Regions from separate parts of the Homo sapiens genome. Here all the other regions are linked to region 3. Evidence: chromatin contacts called from ENCODE Hi-C or POLR2A ChIA-PET data. All regions are on one chromosome and are shown on one strand. The core of a region is the stretch at or near the end of the contact, and the rest is flanking DNA. Distances in the headings are between cores, read along the strand shown. Region 1 overlaps CHCHD6 (coiled-coil-helix-coiled-coil-helix domain containing 6). Region 2 holds the start of EEFSEC (eukaryotic elongation factor, selenocysteine-tRNA specific). Region 3 holds the start of MCM2 (minichromosome maintenance complex component 2).

Region 1 (4,495 bases), core at 676-3,175, 690 kb after region 3:
CACTTTGGGAGGCTGAGGTGTGTGGATCACCTGAGGTCAGGAGTTCAAGATCAGCCTGGCCCAAATGGCAAAACCCCATCTCTACTAAAAATACAAAAAAAAAATTAGCTGGGTGTGGTGGCGGGTGCCTGTAATCCCAGCTACTTGGGAGGCTGAGGCATGAGAATCGCTTGAACCCAGGAGGTGGAGGTTACAGTAAGCCGAGATTGTGCCACTGTACTTCAGCCTGGGCGACAAAAGTGAAACTCCGTCTCCCAAAAAAAAAAAAAAAAAAAAAAAAAAAAAAAAAAAAAGGCTCATACGGGCAGCATGATTATCCCCGTTCTACAGATGAGCAAATGGGAGCTTCAGGTCTCAGGTACCTACTGCAGGCACAGATCAGTCAGTCCCTGAAACACGCTTGTGTGGCAGTGAAGGAACTTTAGAGCTGCGTTGCCTTGCACATTTGTAGGACTTCAACTTGGCTCTCTCCGCCCACCAGGCACACAGCTAGCCTGGCTGAAGCTGGGCAGACACGAAGTGAGAGGTGCACAGAGCCACCCAGGGAAAGCACTTCCTGTGCACCACGGACCCCCCTCGGCCTTCTGCAGGGAAGGTAACTGAGGCAGGGATGGACCCCCCACCTCTAAGGCCATAGGGCATGGAAGGCAGGTCCAGATGGAAACCAGGCCCCCCTCTAGTCTTACCCCAAGGACTCCCCTGCTGCATCGTGGCCTCAGAGAAGTGCTGACTGGGAGGTAAATGTGGAAGGTGAGCCCCTGGGGAAGAGCACCTGGCTCATGTGATGAGGAAGAACCACCAGGTGCTGGCATTCTGCCCTGGGCTGGGCCGGGGGAGTCAGGGAGGCCTGGGGGCCACCTCTGGGCCTTTCACCCTCCACTGCCTGGTGAGCTTAGGCAAGTCACCTCGCTGCTCCTCACTTCTGAGCCAAGGAGATAATGGATGCCTCCCTCTACAGCTACTGGGAATGACAGCTGGGAAATGCCAACCCTCCCGGCATACGACAGGCACGAAATAAATACAGGTTCTCCTCCCACCACAGCCAGCTGCTGCCAAAATGCCCAGCAAGGGGGCTCCAGTGTTCTCTCTAGAGCCCTCACATTCAAACGAGAGATTACGTCTTTGCCTCGACCAGTCCAGTATCCACCAGCACTGCCTGTCCTGGGCGAGGCGGTAGGGACAGAGACATAACAACTTTGGGCCTCCCTCCCACTCCATGCAGACGCCCTTCCGCCACAGCCTGGGTGGGAACTGCTTAGCTGTCTGAAGTTCCCCTTCATGAGACCTCATCAGGAGATGGCATGGACCACAGACCCACATTTTGATTTGCGCTTTGGCATATGCTGGCGGTGTTCTTTGGGTAAGTCACTTCTCTCAACAGCAACACAGGGTATCACCCAGCCTGCAGTTGGTGGAGAGACATCTTGGCACACAGCACCCACCTCAGCCCACCACAGCCACTGAATTTTCCAGAGCTAAAATGCACCTCATCCTAAGCCCCGCCCCCCACAATTCATCCTGGCCTACTTCCTTTCCCACAAAACAACCTCATGGCTCAGACCTTCTCTTTGAGCCAAACCCCTCTTCCTGTGGTTGTGCCCACAGGGCTCCTGAGTGTCAGGTCACCATCCTGCAGGCCCAGGCACCTGTTGCCAACCTTCTCAGAGAGCGAATCCTTGGCCCAGATGGGCCCGGCCTGCTGTGGGCTTCAGTAGACACTCAGAGCCTGTGCTCAAGATGCCATACTGCCAGAAACAGCCTGGCCCCGGTGAATTTGGATAGTGCTTGGGTTTGATTGCAAGCTCAGTTTGAACATGTGGTCAACTCGATTTGTCACAGGAAGTACCCACAGGCCAAGAAGTGGCGGTGATTACCCTGCTGCAGCTTCCTCTATTGTTTCTCAGAATGACTCAGAGAAATTCCCCGTCCTGTCCTGTCCTGACCCGCCTACCCCACTCATCTAATCTGCCTAAGCAGACCTACAGGGACGGATGTCCTCACAACCGCAGCTCCCTTGGCACTCGAAGGTCTCCGGCCCACAACTTGGGAATACCAAGCTGGCTTCCTGTGTTCACAAAGCTGCTCATCCACCAGGCCTTTCCAAGGCTGCTGGAGTGGACCCAGACTCCATCTCCTGGGAAGGGCAGGGCACTCTGTGGACTCCTCAACCAATCACCAGGTCAGGGCTTCTAGAAGGACTAGACACTACCAACGTGCACACTGAGAACCCGCCAAGTGCCAGAAGGTTCTGAGACAAGTGTGGCTTGCTCCCTGGCCTCGTGGAGCTCTGAGATGGTGGCATCATAATTACAATGGGGTACTCAGCCAGTCCTCCCAGGTGCTGTGGGGCACCTGAAAGGACAGCCTGGCAGAAACCATGGGTCAGACTGACTTCCTGGGAGCCAATACCTGAACTGAGGCTGAGTTTTTTTTATTTACACTAAACAATGTTTTTGAAAAATACTTACATATGGTTTTAAAAAACAAAAATGGAAAGCATGGAGGGTGTGTGGTGAATACTGAGCCTCTTGGCCAGCCTGGACTCAGCCCTATCCCTACTCCTCTGTGCACCCCGTCCTTGTCAGGGCGAGGTGCTGTGCATGCATGGGCACATGTGTGAGTGAGCACACACATGTGCCCCACTTGTTCCTGACACTCACTTGACTGCAGCAGACACGATCTGCCACACCTCATCTTTCCATTGATCCTCAGAGACCTCACCCACTCCAGCTGACCAGCACTTAGTAGTAGGAATGAATACCCTGTAGTGTCATCCCTTGAGTATCACTCAAGCAGCTCCCCATCCTTGTACAGAGGTTGTTTCTAGTCTTCTACTATTATAAACAAAGCTAAGAGGAACATCTTGGCATCTAGAACTTTGTGTGTATCTGTAGGGAACACTGTATAAGTCAAATTCTTGGGTCAAAGGGTGTATCCATTTTAATGAATTTTAAAGGATGAGCAGAAATGAGCCAAATGAGAGGGAGGTCTCCTGAACACAGGCAGCAGTGCGAGGAGCCTGGGGCTGCCACAGGGCTGTGCATGGGGCAGGAGATGCCACTGTTGCTGCAGAGGCACAGGGCAACGGCCAGGAGGGGACGTGGAGGATGCCAGCTGCAGGCTCAAAAGCTTGGACTGCACCTCATGGGCAATAAGGGTGAAGAAGGCTTTCCTTTTTCAGTGAAGGAGGGGCAGGGAAGATTTGTTTTTTTTGTTTTTTTTTTTTTCCTGAGGCAGGGCCTTGCTCCTGGCTGGAATGCAGTGGTGTGATCATAGCCCGCTGTAACCTCGACCTCTGGGCTCAAGCTATCTCTCCACCTCAGAGCCACCCCAGTAGCTGGGACTACAGGAGTGTGCCATCCTGCCCAGCTAATTTTTGTATTTTTTACAGAGAGGGGGTTTCGCCATGTTGGCCAGGCTGGTTTCAAACTCCTGGGCTCAAGTGATCTGCCTGCCTTGGCCTCCCAAAGTGTTGGGATTATAGGCGTGACTTACTGTGCCCAGCTGATTTGTGTTTTTAAAAGAACATTCTGGCAGCTGTGTGGATGATGGCATCCAGCTCTCCCCGGCTAGGCCGTCAGTTCTCGAGAGCTCCTGGAACCCTGCAGCACAGAGCCTGGGAAGGCAGCATGACTGTGCCTGTAAAGGAGCCCTGCTGCCCACTGAGAGACACTGGGAAACTTCTCTGAAGTGCGCTCTACCGAATTCTCACACATTAATTAGCACCCAATGACCAGGGACTATTATTTCTGGGTGATTTTCTTTCCCATCGGACTCTTTAGTTTCCCAAATTTGCAGTCTTTTCCTCTGCCCTGTAGACAGCTGCCCCTCCTCCTCCTCCAGCTGCCCCACATGCACATCTGAAAGCAGGAGGCCTGACCTCCATTAATTAAATCTGCCATTAAAAATTAAATAACGTGAGTAAGAAGGTGTGAGTGTTATCTCCATGGGTTTCCAAAGTCACAGTGTTTCTTCAATTACTTCCCGAGCAGTTTTCATATTTCATACTGTCTGATTTCTCCAAGGGCCTGGATCTGTGAGATCAAAAGCAAGGGTGAGGGTGAGGGAAGCATGGTGAGGAGGCCGGGGAAGGGAAGATGACAAAATGTGTCTGAGCAGAAGAGATCACCCGGCAGCCCCTGCCCCAAAGCCAGAATACAGGTGCGGGGTGGGAGGAGGACATGGGGCCCAGAGGTCTGAGGGGAACCCCCATAACTATAGAGCAGCGTGGGACCAGTGCATTAAGGCATGTGCAATCACAGATGTGAAGAAAACAGAGCCTAATCTGTGGACATTGGGGAGAGCAACTTTTGGACTGGAGCCCTGAAAGACACCCCCTAACCACCTCCCAAGTTAACAGCAGTCATTCACGGCCTACGGTGTGCACAGGCTGTGCTGGGCGCCACGGGAGAGAAGGAGCCTAAGAGGGTCACGGCACTTGAGGATTTATGTCTAATAGCAAAGAAAGAACCAAGGCCTCAGGAGCATTCCAAGA
Region 2 (4,765 bases), core at 570-3,069, 560 kb before region 3:
CTACTAAAAATATAAAAATTAGCCAGGTGTGGTGATGTGCACCTGTAGTCCCAGCTACTTGGGAGGCTGAGGCAGGAGAATCGCTTGAACCGGGGAGAAAGAGGTTGCAGTGAGCCAAGATTGCACCACTGCACTCCAGCCTGGTAACAGAGCGAGACTCCATCTCAGAAAAAAACAAAAAAACAAAAAAACAAAAAACGGGTCTTTTCATTTGCAGAGATAGGAGGGGTACAGAATTTAGGACAGAGGAGTGGGTAAGGGAATGTTTGTCTTATTTGTGATGTTCTATTTCTTCACAAGTAGCATGTATTCATGTATTACATGTATAATTAAAAATTAATGGTACCTCTTTGTGGGGCATTTTGGCAGTACCCACCACGACCGAAAACACACATGCCCCTTGCCCCAGCCAGTTATTATCTATTATCCTACATATATGCGAACATACCAAAGAGTTCTGTTCTAGAATATTCACTGCAAAATGGTTTGTAAATACTGGAAACAGCATAAACGTCCATCATTAAAAGATTTGTTCAGAAAATGTTGGTACAGGCCGGACGTGGTGGCTCACGCCTGTAATCCCAGGACTTTGGGAGGCCAGGGCGGGCGGGTCATGAAGTCAGGAGTTTGAGACCAGCCTGACCAACATGGTGAAACCCGTCTCTACTGAAAATACAAAAAAATTAGCCGGGCGTGGTGGCGCGCGCCTGTAATCCCAGCTACTCAGGAGACTGAGGCAGGACAATCGCTTGAACCCAGGAGGCGGAAGTTGCAGTGAGCCGAGATCGTGCCACTGCACTCCAGGCTGGGCGACAGAACAAGACTCTGTCTCAAAAAGAAAAAAAAAAAAAGAAAAAGAAAATGTTGGTACAAGGGTGCAGTTGAATTCTATGTGAGCTTTAAAAAGAATGATGTAGCTTTGTGTACAGATATGGGGCACTCTCCAGACACAATGTTGAGTGAAATCGTGTCTAAAAGGATGAGGGAAAGAGGGATTTATACATACACACAGATATGCTTGTATTGACGTGGAGCCTTTCTGAAATGATATACAAAAACTGGTAGCAGCGGTTGGCTCTAGGAACGGGAATCAGACCAAATGACAGGTGAATGAAGACAGCCTTTGTATGTATACCCTTTTTGTAGCTTGTGAGTTTTCTTATTTTGAGTTTTCTTTACTTGACCATGTATTATAAACACATTTGGTAGGGATTTTTTGATTTTTTTTTTTTTTTTTTTTTAAGGAAGGCGCCTTGCAGCTCGGTTCTGCTGGATGGGAAAAGCTGAATCTCAAAGCCTCCGCTCACTTGCTGCGGAGCCCTAGGCAAGTCACGTCCGCCTCTTGGGGCGTCAGGAGCCCCACCAATGAGGTGGGGCGATTTCCCGTCCCGGCAAAGGCTCGAGCGAATTCGGACACGGGGCCCGGTCGCTCCGCCCGCGTCCCTGAGCCCGGCTCCCGCCCCGGCCCGCGCTCACCGCCGATGATGGTCCGGATGAGGGAGGCGTGCCCGGGGCAGTCGACCAGCGTGACCTGAAGCAGTGGCTCGCCGGGCTCGGGCTCGGCCTCGGGCGCTGCCTGGAACTCGGGCAAAGACGACCGCAGGCGCGCGGGCAGCGGCACCGAGAAGCACGAGAAGCCCAGATCGAGCGTGATGCCGCGCTCGCGGCTCTGCGGCTGCTTGTCAAAGGCGGCGGTGGAGGCTGTGGTGCTTAGCGCCCGCGCCAGCGCCGTCTTGCCGCTGTCGATGTGGCCCAGCACGCCCACGTTCACGTTCACCCGCCGCCCTGCCATGCCGCCGCCGCCGCCTCGGACACCCGCCCGGCCCGCCCCTCACCTCCCTCGGTAGTCGCCGCGGTCCGGCCCGTTAAGTTGCCCCCCCGTAACCGGCGCGCTGTGCACACCCGTTCCGGCCCGGAAGCTTCCGCCCTCCTGAGGCTCACGGGCACAGCCGAGCGCCGTGCTCCGAGTGGGTGGTCTAGGAACTGGAGGTCACCGTAGGCAGGGTTTCTCTCTCACGTGGCTCCTCCTGCCTGAAGCCTCTAGGAGCCCGAGATGGAGGGATCCTTCTGAGAAGTGAAGCCATTTGGACTTTCTGGGTGAGTGGAGACTTGGAGAACTTTTCTATAGCTATCAAGAGGATTGTAAAATGCACCAATCAGCGCTCTGTAAAACGCACCAATCAGTGCTCTGTAACATGCACCAATCAGCAGGATCCTAAAAGAAGCCAATCACAGGGAGGATTGAAAAAAGGGCGCTCTGATAGGACAAAAACGGAACATGGGGGGGCGAAGGGGGGCGGGGGGGGCGGGGTGGGCGGGGGGAAGACGGGGGCGGGGGGGGCGGGAAGACGGGGGCGGGGGGGAGGGCGGGGGGACGGCGGGGGGCGGGGGAGGGCGGGGGGACGTGGGGGAGGGGGCAAATAAGGGAATAAAAGCTGGCCACCCCCGCCAGCAGCAGCAACCCTCTCAGGTGCCCTTTCGCATTGCAGAAGCTTTTTGCTCTTCACAATAAATCTTGCTGCTGCTCACTCTTTGGGACTGTGCCATCTTTAAGAGCTTTAACACTCACTGCGAAGGTCCGCGGCTCCATTCTTGAAGTCAGCGAGACTAGGAACCCACTGGAAGAAACCAACTCCGGACACACTTCCAATCATTCATACATTTCAGCAAGATCTTACCAAGTGCCTGGTGGGTTCCGCTGGGCTACAGTGCCCGCTAATATTACATTCAGGGGGTGAGGGCTAAGTCAAACAATACAGCCTGAACCAGACCATTTCAGAGAGCGAGAAGTCTCCTAGGGAAAATAAAAGCTGAGATAAAAAGGAGCAGGAGAGGGAGGATGGACAGCTACCTAACTGTGGGTCAGGGAAGACATCTAGGAGTTGCTGTTTGAGTTGAAACTCCAGTGTTGAGAAGGAGCCAACCATGGGAAAAGATGGTTTGAAGATGGAAGAGGACAACATTATCTCTGACTCAGAAATTCTCACCCTGAGAGTCTGTAGCCTGGGCTTAGGAGAGGCCACAAACCTCTAAATTGAACGCACAATGTGTTGTGATGTGCTCTTGCTAGACAGAGGGTCGACAACTCTCACTAGATTCTGAAGTGTCTAGAACCACAAAAAAGGTTGTCAGCCATAGTCACCAACCAGAGGTAACAAACCTAAGTGTCTGCTCTGGCCAGGTGGTGGGTAAATCAAAGAAGAGAAGTTAAAAGAGTCTAAGATGACAGGGAGTGGTGGGGACCTGGGAGACCTGGAGAGCCCTTTTCCTGTGCAAAGAGGGAAGCCACTGCTCAGTCTCAGCCAGTGATACCAGGCAGGAATGCTAGCCCAACATTGCCTCCTCCTTCCATTTTTCTGGAGAAGAGAGTGTTTTTGTAACACTGTGGCGGTGGAGCACAAAGTTCACAGGATCTTACCTTTGCCCTCTGTGATGAGCCAGACCATGTGCGGATGTATTCATGCTTGCAGTAACTGCCTCCTTCGTTCCACCACTCTCCACTAGGAACAGAGTCCATGTCATAGACTGAATTGTGTCCCTCTCAAATTCATATGTGGACACCCTGACCCCCAGTGTGATAGTATTTGGAGATGGGACGTTTGGGAGGTTAGATGAGATCATGAGAGCGGGCCCTTGTGATGGGATTAGGGTCCTTACAAGAAGAGAACAGAATCTTTGTTTCCGTTTTCCCACCTTGCAAATAGGAAACTGTAAAAATACGCCTCCCATTAAAAAAAATCTAGTAGTAAAAGCAGTAAACGTATTTAAAAGGGAGGGTTAGTAAATAGGTAATAAGAGCTTTAGAGGCTTTATGTACCTCTGAGAAATATTTCAACTAACAAAGACTTTGTACAGGGCCTGGCTTCAAATAAACCTCATTTCTTACCTCTGTTTTAAACAGAATCCTGAAATGGTAATGAAAAGAAAAAAGGTTTGGCTGGGCACGGTGGTTCATGCCTGTAATCCCAGCACTTTGGGAGGCTGAGGCAGGCAGATCACTTGATATAGTTTATATATCTATATATAGAATATATATAGATTTTATATATAGATATATAGAGTATATATATATAGAATATATACAGTGTATATATAGAATATATAGAGTATATATAGAATGTATATAGAGTATATATAGAATATATATAGAATATATAGAATATATATAGAATATATATAGAATATATACAGAATATATATAGAATATATAGATATATAGAGAATATATAGAGAACATATAATATATATAGAATATATAGAATATAGAATATATATTATATATATAATATATAATATAATATATATAATATATATAGAATATATAATATATAATATATAGAATATATAATATATATAATATATAGAATATATTATATATATAATATAGAATATTATATTATATATATAGAATATATATATAGAATATATATATATAATATATAATATATAGAATATATATAGAATATATAATATATAGAATATATAATATATAGAATATATAATATATAGAATATATATAGAATATATAATATATAGAATATATAGAGAATATATAATATAGAATATATATAGAATATATAATATATAGAATATATATAGAATATATAATATATAGAATATATATAGAATATATGTATAGAATATGTATAGAATATATGTATAGAATATATACATAGAATATATATTCTATTAGTTCTGTCAAATATATATATTCTGTGGAATATATATATGGAATATACATATATACATATGGAACATACATATA
Region 3 (4,948 bases), core at 1-2,500:
AGGCAAGAATGCCATCGATTCATCTGCTCCCAGCTCCCAAAGCCAGGCCACCAGGCACACAATGGGCTCTCTGCAAAACTATCTGCTGAGTCCAGGGCCTTGAATGAAATTACCTTTCCATGCCATCTCCAATGAGCTCCTCTCCATCCTCTTCTTCCTCCAGGGGCCCCTCTGTGCCTAGGAGCCCCTCGGACTCATCCTCAAATGGTGGAAGGTCACGGCCAGGGCTGGAGGTGAGGGCATCAGTACGCCGGGAGCTTCGGCCAGGGCTGGAGGTGAGAGGATCATTGCCTCGCCGACGCTGGGCCGGGCTGGATGCCATGGTGAAGGATTCCGATGATTCCTGCAAGAGAAGGTGCGGTTGTCAGAAACCTAGGAAGCTGGTGAGGCATGATACAGCTTCCTTTTTACCATCAGGGGCCTTCCCTTCTTTCTCTCCACCTGTGACTCTTGTCCTCCAACACACCAAACCCCTTCCAGCCTCCAGATCTTTGCCCTTGCTGTTCTCTCACCTGGAATGCTCTCAGCTGAGCAATCTGAGTCAGTGGCTTCCAAACAAATAGAAGCCAGCTCAAATATCGGGGTCACCCACATCACCGTGCTTTCTCCATGAAAAACCACTGAGGTTATGTCATTTGCCTATTTACCTGTTTACTGTCTATTATCTCCCCTTAAGCATTAGACCTATTTCAGCACACACAGTGCGCAAGGTATTGTGATAGAGATGGCATAGAAGAGCCACCAAAACAAGAGGTCTGGAACTCAGATGTGGAACAGACAGTATACAAGACAAAGGGACAAGAAGGTAATACAAAAGTAAGTGTAGTGTTTGGAACAAGGATCATTGGGAAATTAAAAAAAAAAAAAGTTTAAAGGAGTGTAGTGAAATGGGGGCCTGTCTTTTGTACGCTCAGCGCCACACAGATGGCGCCCAATAAGTATGTGTGGGGTGAATAAAGGACAGAGGCTGAACGGGCCGAGCTCGCCTTAGGGAGCCCAGGGCCCCAGGTCAGTGGTAGGTAGGCGAGTCGCCTCACGCAGGGTGCAGGCGAGAAAGTAGCTGCGCCCCAGAGCCTGGGGCCCAGCCTCACCCAGAGCGCCGCCCTGGGCCGGGGCCAGAGTACGGGAAGCGCGCAGCCTCCGCACCCATGTCCCCGGCGCCCGCCCGCCACGCGCCAGCGCGCTCACCGCCATAGCAGTACCACGATCCTCTCCGCCACTACAGCAACAACCAGGTTTCGCGCGAAAAGTGGTTCACGTGACCCACCAAAGCCCGGGAAGAGCCCTACGGAACGCGACGTCATGACGTCGGCGTCCACTGGCGACCAGAAGGGACACGGAGGGGCGGGCCAGAGGGTCCGGTCCCGCCTACAACGCCCGAGGCGCTCCGCCCAGAGCCCGGAGGTGTGCGGCCCGGCGCTGTGCGCGTGCGCTCGCCTGCGCTGTGGTGGGAGCTGGAGCGGAGGTAGAAGCTGAGGCTCCAGGGGACCCGACGACACTTGCTGGCTGCGTGACCTCGGTCACACCAGGGCCATTTTGCTGACAAGACAACAGAGGCCGGGCGCGGTGGCTCACGCCTGTAATCCCAGCACTTTGGGAAGCCGAGGTGGGCGGATCACAAGCTCAGGAGTTCGAGACCAGCCTGACTAACATGGTGAAACCCAGTCTTTACTAAAAATACAAAAATTAGTTGGGCATGGTGGCACGGGCCTGTAATCCCAGCTACTCGGGAGGCTGAGGCAGAAGAATCGCTTGAACCTGGGAGGTGGAGGTTGCGGTGAGCCGAGATCCCGCCACTGCACTCCAGCCTGGGTGACAGAGTGAGACTCCGTCTCAAAAAAAAAAAAAGACAGCAGAGGTTCAGAGCCTGGTTTTCTGACGCTTCTTACCGTCTTAGGAGCACAATGGTTTAACTTCTCCCAAAGCTCAAAGGCTCAATACTTCAAGCAGCTGGACAACTCTGGGATTTTGTAGGAGGTCACATCTGAGGCTTTAGTAGGAGTTATCTTTGCCCAGGGGAGCGAAGACGCAGGGAGGATGTTACAGATAGAAGGATGCCATGTGCAAAGCTGCAGAGGTCATGGCAGGGCCCGGATGTGCAAGCCCCTCCCTAAGAACTAACCCTAGGAGCTTATGATGCCGGGCAACAGACAAGACTTGAGGGAGAGAAAATCCGGATCAAAAAAGAGCTAGATGTTTTTCTAGAGAGTTTGACTATTCTGTATTCTGAAAGCAATGGAAGGCCATGGAAGCATTTTGAGCAGGGTGAGACGTGAACTAGTGTGGGTTTTAGAATCCCTCTGGCTGCTACCAGGTGGAAGTGGATTGAACGAGGTTGAAGGCAGCAAACGAGGAGGTTGCTGTGGTTCTTGTCTAGTTCCAGGCAGCCTTAGTGAGCAGAGGCAGGGCTGAATCGCAACCCTCTTAGCCAGGCACTTTGTGCAGTGAACAAGCATCTCTGCCTGGGACCCAGGGTAGGGAGGCAGGAGTGATGGAGAGAACTGGAAATACAAGATGTTTAGGAGGTGGAATCTTTTTTTTTTTTTTGAGACAGAGTCACTCTGTCACCCAGGCTGGAGTGCAGTGGTGCAACCTCAGCTCACTGCAACCTCCACCTCCCAAGTTCAAGCGATTCTCGTGCCTTAGCCTCCCGAGTAGCTGGGATTAGAGATGCACGCCATTGTGCCCGGTTAATTTTTGTATTTTTAGTAGAGATGGGATTTCACCATTGTTAGCTAGGCTGGTCTCCAACTCCTGACAAGTGGATCCGCCTGCCTTGGCCTCCCATAGTGCTAGGATTACAGGCGTGAGCCACCACGCCCGGCCAGGAAGTGGGGTCTATAGGTGTTGGTGATTGAGGACAGCAAAAGAGGCATGCAGGATGACACCAGGATCCTGGCTTAGCTAGGTGGATGATAGCTGAGATAGGAGCGCACAGGAAGACCAGCAATTTAAGGGGGAAGAAGATGAGTTTGTTTCTGGCTGTGCTGAATTTGGGCCGAGGGGACATATCCAGGAAGCTGTTGGATATCCATGTATGGGACTCAAGGGCGTGTTTGGACTGAAGCTGTAGATTGCCTTGGGAGTGGTTGTATAATCCAGAGTGAGTGCAGGGAGATGAGAAGGTCTAAGCCTGGGACCTGGGAAACCCCAACAGTTAAGAGACACCAACAAAGGATGTGAAGGATGCACCTCGGATGCTAGGAGCTGCTGACAGGAAAGCTGAAGAGACTCTGCATGGGCTTGTGTTATCTATTGCTGCATAAAAAATTATCCTGGGATGGCCAGGCATGGTGGCTCACACCTGTAATCCCAGCACTTTGGGAGGCTGAGGCAGGTGGATCACCTGAGGTCAGGAGTTCAAGACCAGCCTGACCAACATGGAGAAACCCTGTCTCTATTAAAAATCCAAAATTAGCCAGGCGTAGTGGCGCATGCCTGTAATCCCAACTACTCAGGAGGCTGAGGCAGGAGAATCACTTGAACACTGGAGGTGGAGGTTGCGGTGAGCCGAAATTGTGCCATTGCACTCCAGCCTGGGCAAAAAGAGCGAAACTCTATCTCAAAAAAAAAAAAATTATCCTGGGATTTAGCACCTTGAAGCAATTAGCACCCACTGTCTCGGTGTCTGTGGATCAGGGATCTGGACACGATGCCACTGGGTGCCTCTTCTTCAAGGTCTTTCAAGGCTGCAGGCAAGGTATTGGCCAGGGCTGCTGTCTCCTCTGAAGGCTCATCTTCAGGAGGATCCCCTTCCAAGCTTCTTCACATGATAGGATTCAGGTCCTCATAGGCTGTTGGACTGAAGACTTAGTTTCCCACTGGCTCTTGGGTGGGGGCCTCTCTACAGAGCAGCTTACAACCTGGCAGCTGGTTTCTTTCAGAGCAAGCGAACAAGAGAGAGAGGCCATACAAGACAGATGCCATGTCTTGGAAGTGATATTCCTTTACTTTTGCCATATTCTCTTAGCGAGAAGTGAGTCCTGAGGTCCGGCCCACACTGAAGGAGAGGAGATCCTAGCAGGGCTGGGGATTATCAGGAGCCCTCCCAAAGGCCACTGAAGAGAGCAGTCAAGATGGTGGATGGGGTCAGCTGGCTGCCCAGAGGTCATCTGATAAGGACTAGGAGCTGTTAGTGGCCCTGGCGATAGCAGATCTGGGCTGGCCGGTGTGTCTGGAGTCAGACACTACATTGAAGTGTGTTGACAGGTAGGATGCAGGGAAGTGAGAAGGGTGAATGTGAGTTACTAGTTGGAGGCTGGAGTGCTTTTATGTCACCCAAAGATGTATGGGTCAGAGAGGCATTCCCAGGTGTGGAATGGACTGTGAGAGCTGGGACAGGCACTGGAGTGGGATATGGCTTTTTCTCAGATGAGAGGTTCTTGGACATGTTTAAACACTGGTTGGGGGCAGGGTAGGAGAGACAGAAAGGTGGGTGGGGTGAGTAGGCAGCCTCTATTATGGCCCTGATGGCCCTTGCCTTCTGGTATTCACACCCTTGTGTGATCTCCTCCCAACAGCATAGGACAGATGTGGTTGGATGTTACTTTGGAGATTCAGTTACAAAAAGACTGCAGCTTTGCTCACTCTGAGAGAAGGCAGCATCCATGTCTTGAGGACACTCAGGCAGCCTGGGACAGGCTTGGGGAGTGAGGAGCTGGGACCCCAGCCAACAGTCATGCTGGACTTGCTCCAGGACACATCACCTTGGGGTTTGCTCTTCCCAGGTCAGTAGGCATCCAGCGCTGGGGCAGCTGCTTCAGGACATCGCCGAGGACAAGTCTCCTCCCCATTCTGGTTCCACCATCTGTAGCCTGTGGCTTTCATCCTCAAGGGCTCCATGCGACCGCTGCACATCCAGGTACTACATCTGACCCATGTATTGAGCCAGCTCAGCTGTGATCAAGCGCAGCCTTTTTCCTCCGTAAGAACTGCCCATTGGCGTAGT

The links. A loop is a pair of places that touch in the nucleus more often than their neighbours do. ChIA-PET counts read pairs that join two places held with the same protein, here RNA polymerase II (POLR2A). Pooled maps may share reads with other maps.
Region 1: a loop to region 3 is called in a pooled map, with 8 times the contacts of the local background. The contact joins the enhancer-like site here to the promoter of MCM2 in region 3. A Hi-C loop is called at or near these places in 3 of 37 single-sample maps with no recorded cell type and 8 of 50 pooled maps. POLR2A ChIA-PET finds 5 or more read pairs at or near these places in 1 of 52 experiments (Caco-2).
Region 2: a loop to region 3 is called in a pooled map, with 6 times the contacts of the local background. The contact joins the promoter of EEFSEC here to the promoter of MCM2 in region 3. A Hi-C loop is called at or near these places in 1 of 37 single-sample maps with no recorded cell type and 11 of 50 pooled maps. POLR2A ChIA-PET finds 5 or more read pairs at or near these places in 3 of 52 experiments (GM12878, activated T-cell and activated naive CD4-positive, alpha-beta T cell).

Annotation. Positions count from the first base shown.
Region 1 is chr3:126,909,006-126,913,500 of GRCh38, reverse strand. All of the region lies in intron 5 of CHCHD6 (coiled-coil-helix-coiled-coil-helix domain containing 6), which reads right to left. Among named protein-coding and RNA genes, the nearest start is that of PLXNA1, 72 kb to the left of the region's middle. RefSeq lists enhancers at 1,547-1,626, 1,767-2,246, 1,179-2,378 and a silencer at 4,409-4,495. Within about 2 kb of position 1,925, at least 17 of the 41 ENCODE cell types and tissues checked have a DNase peak (open chromatin) inside an H3K27ac peak, as active enhancers do.
Region 2 is chr3:128,150,535-128,155,299 of GRCh38, reverse strand. EEFSEC (eukaryotic elongation factor, selenocysteine-tRNA specific) reads right to left here and starts at 1,819. Exons shown (of 7, transcript NM_021937.5): 1 at 1,477-1,819. The coding sequence starts at 1,792. It also overlaps a transcript of RUVBL1 not described here. RefSeq lists a silencer at 1,309-1,828 and an enhancer at 1,959-2,188.
Region 3 is chr3:127,594,713-127,599,660 of GRCh38, reverse strand. MCM2 (minichromosome maintenance complex component 2) reads right to left here and starts at 1,250. Exons shown (of 16, transcript NM_004526.4): 1 at 1,189-1,250; 2 at 114-343. The coding sequence starts at 1,194. It also overlaps a transcript of TPRA1 not described here. RefSeq lists a silencer at 952-1,111 and enhancers at 1,142-1,261, 615-1,572.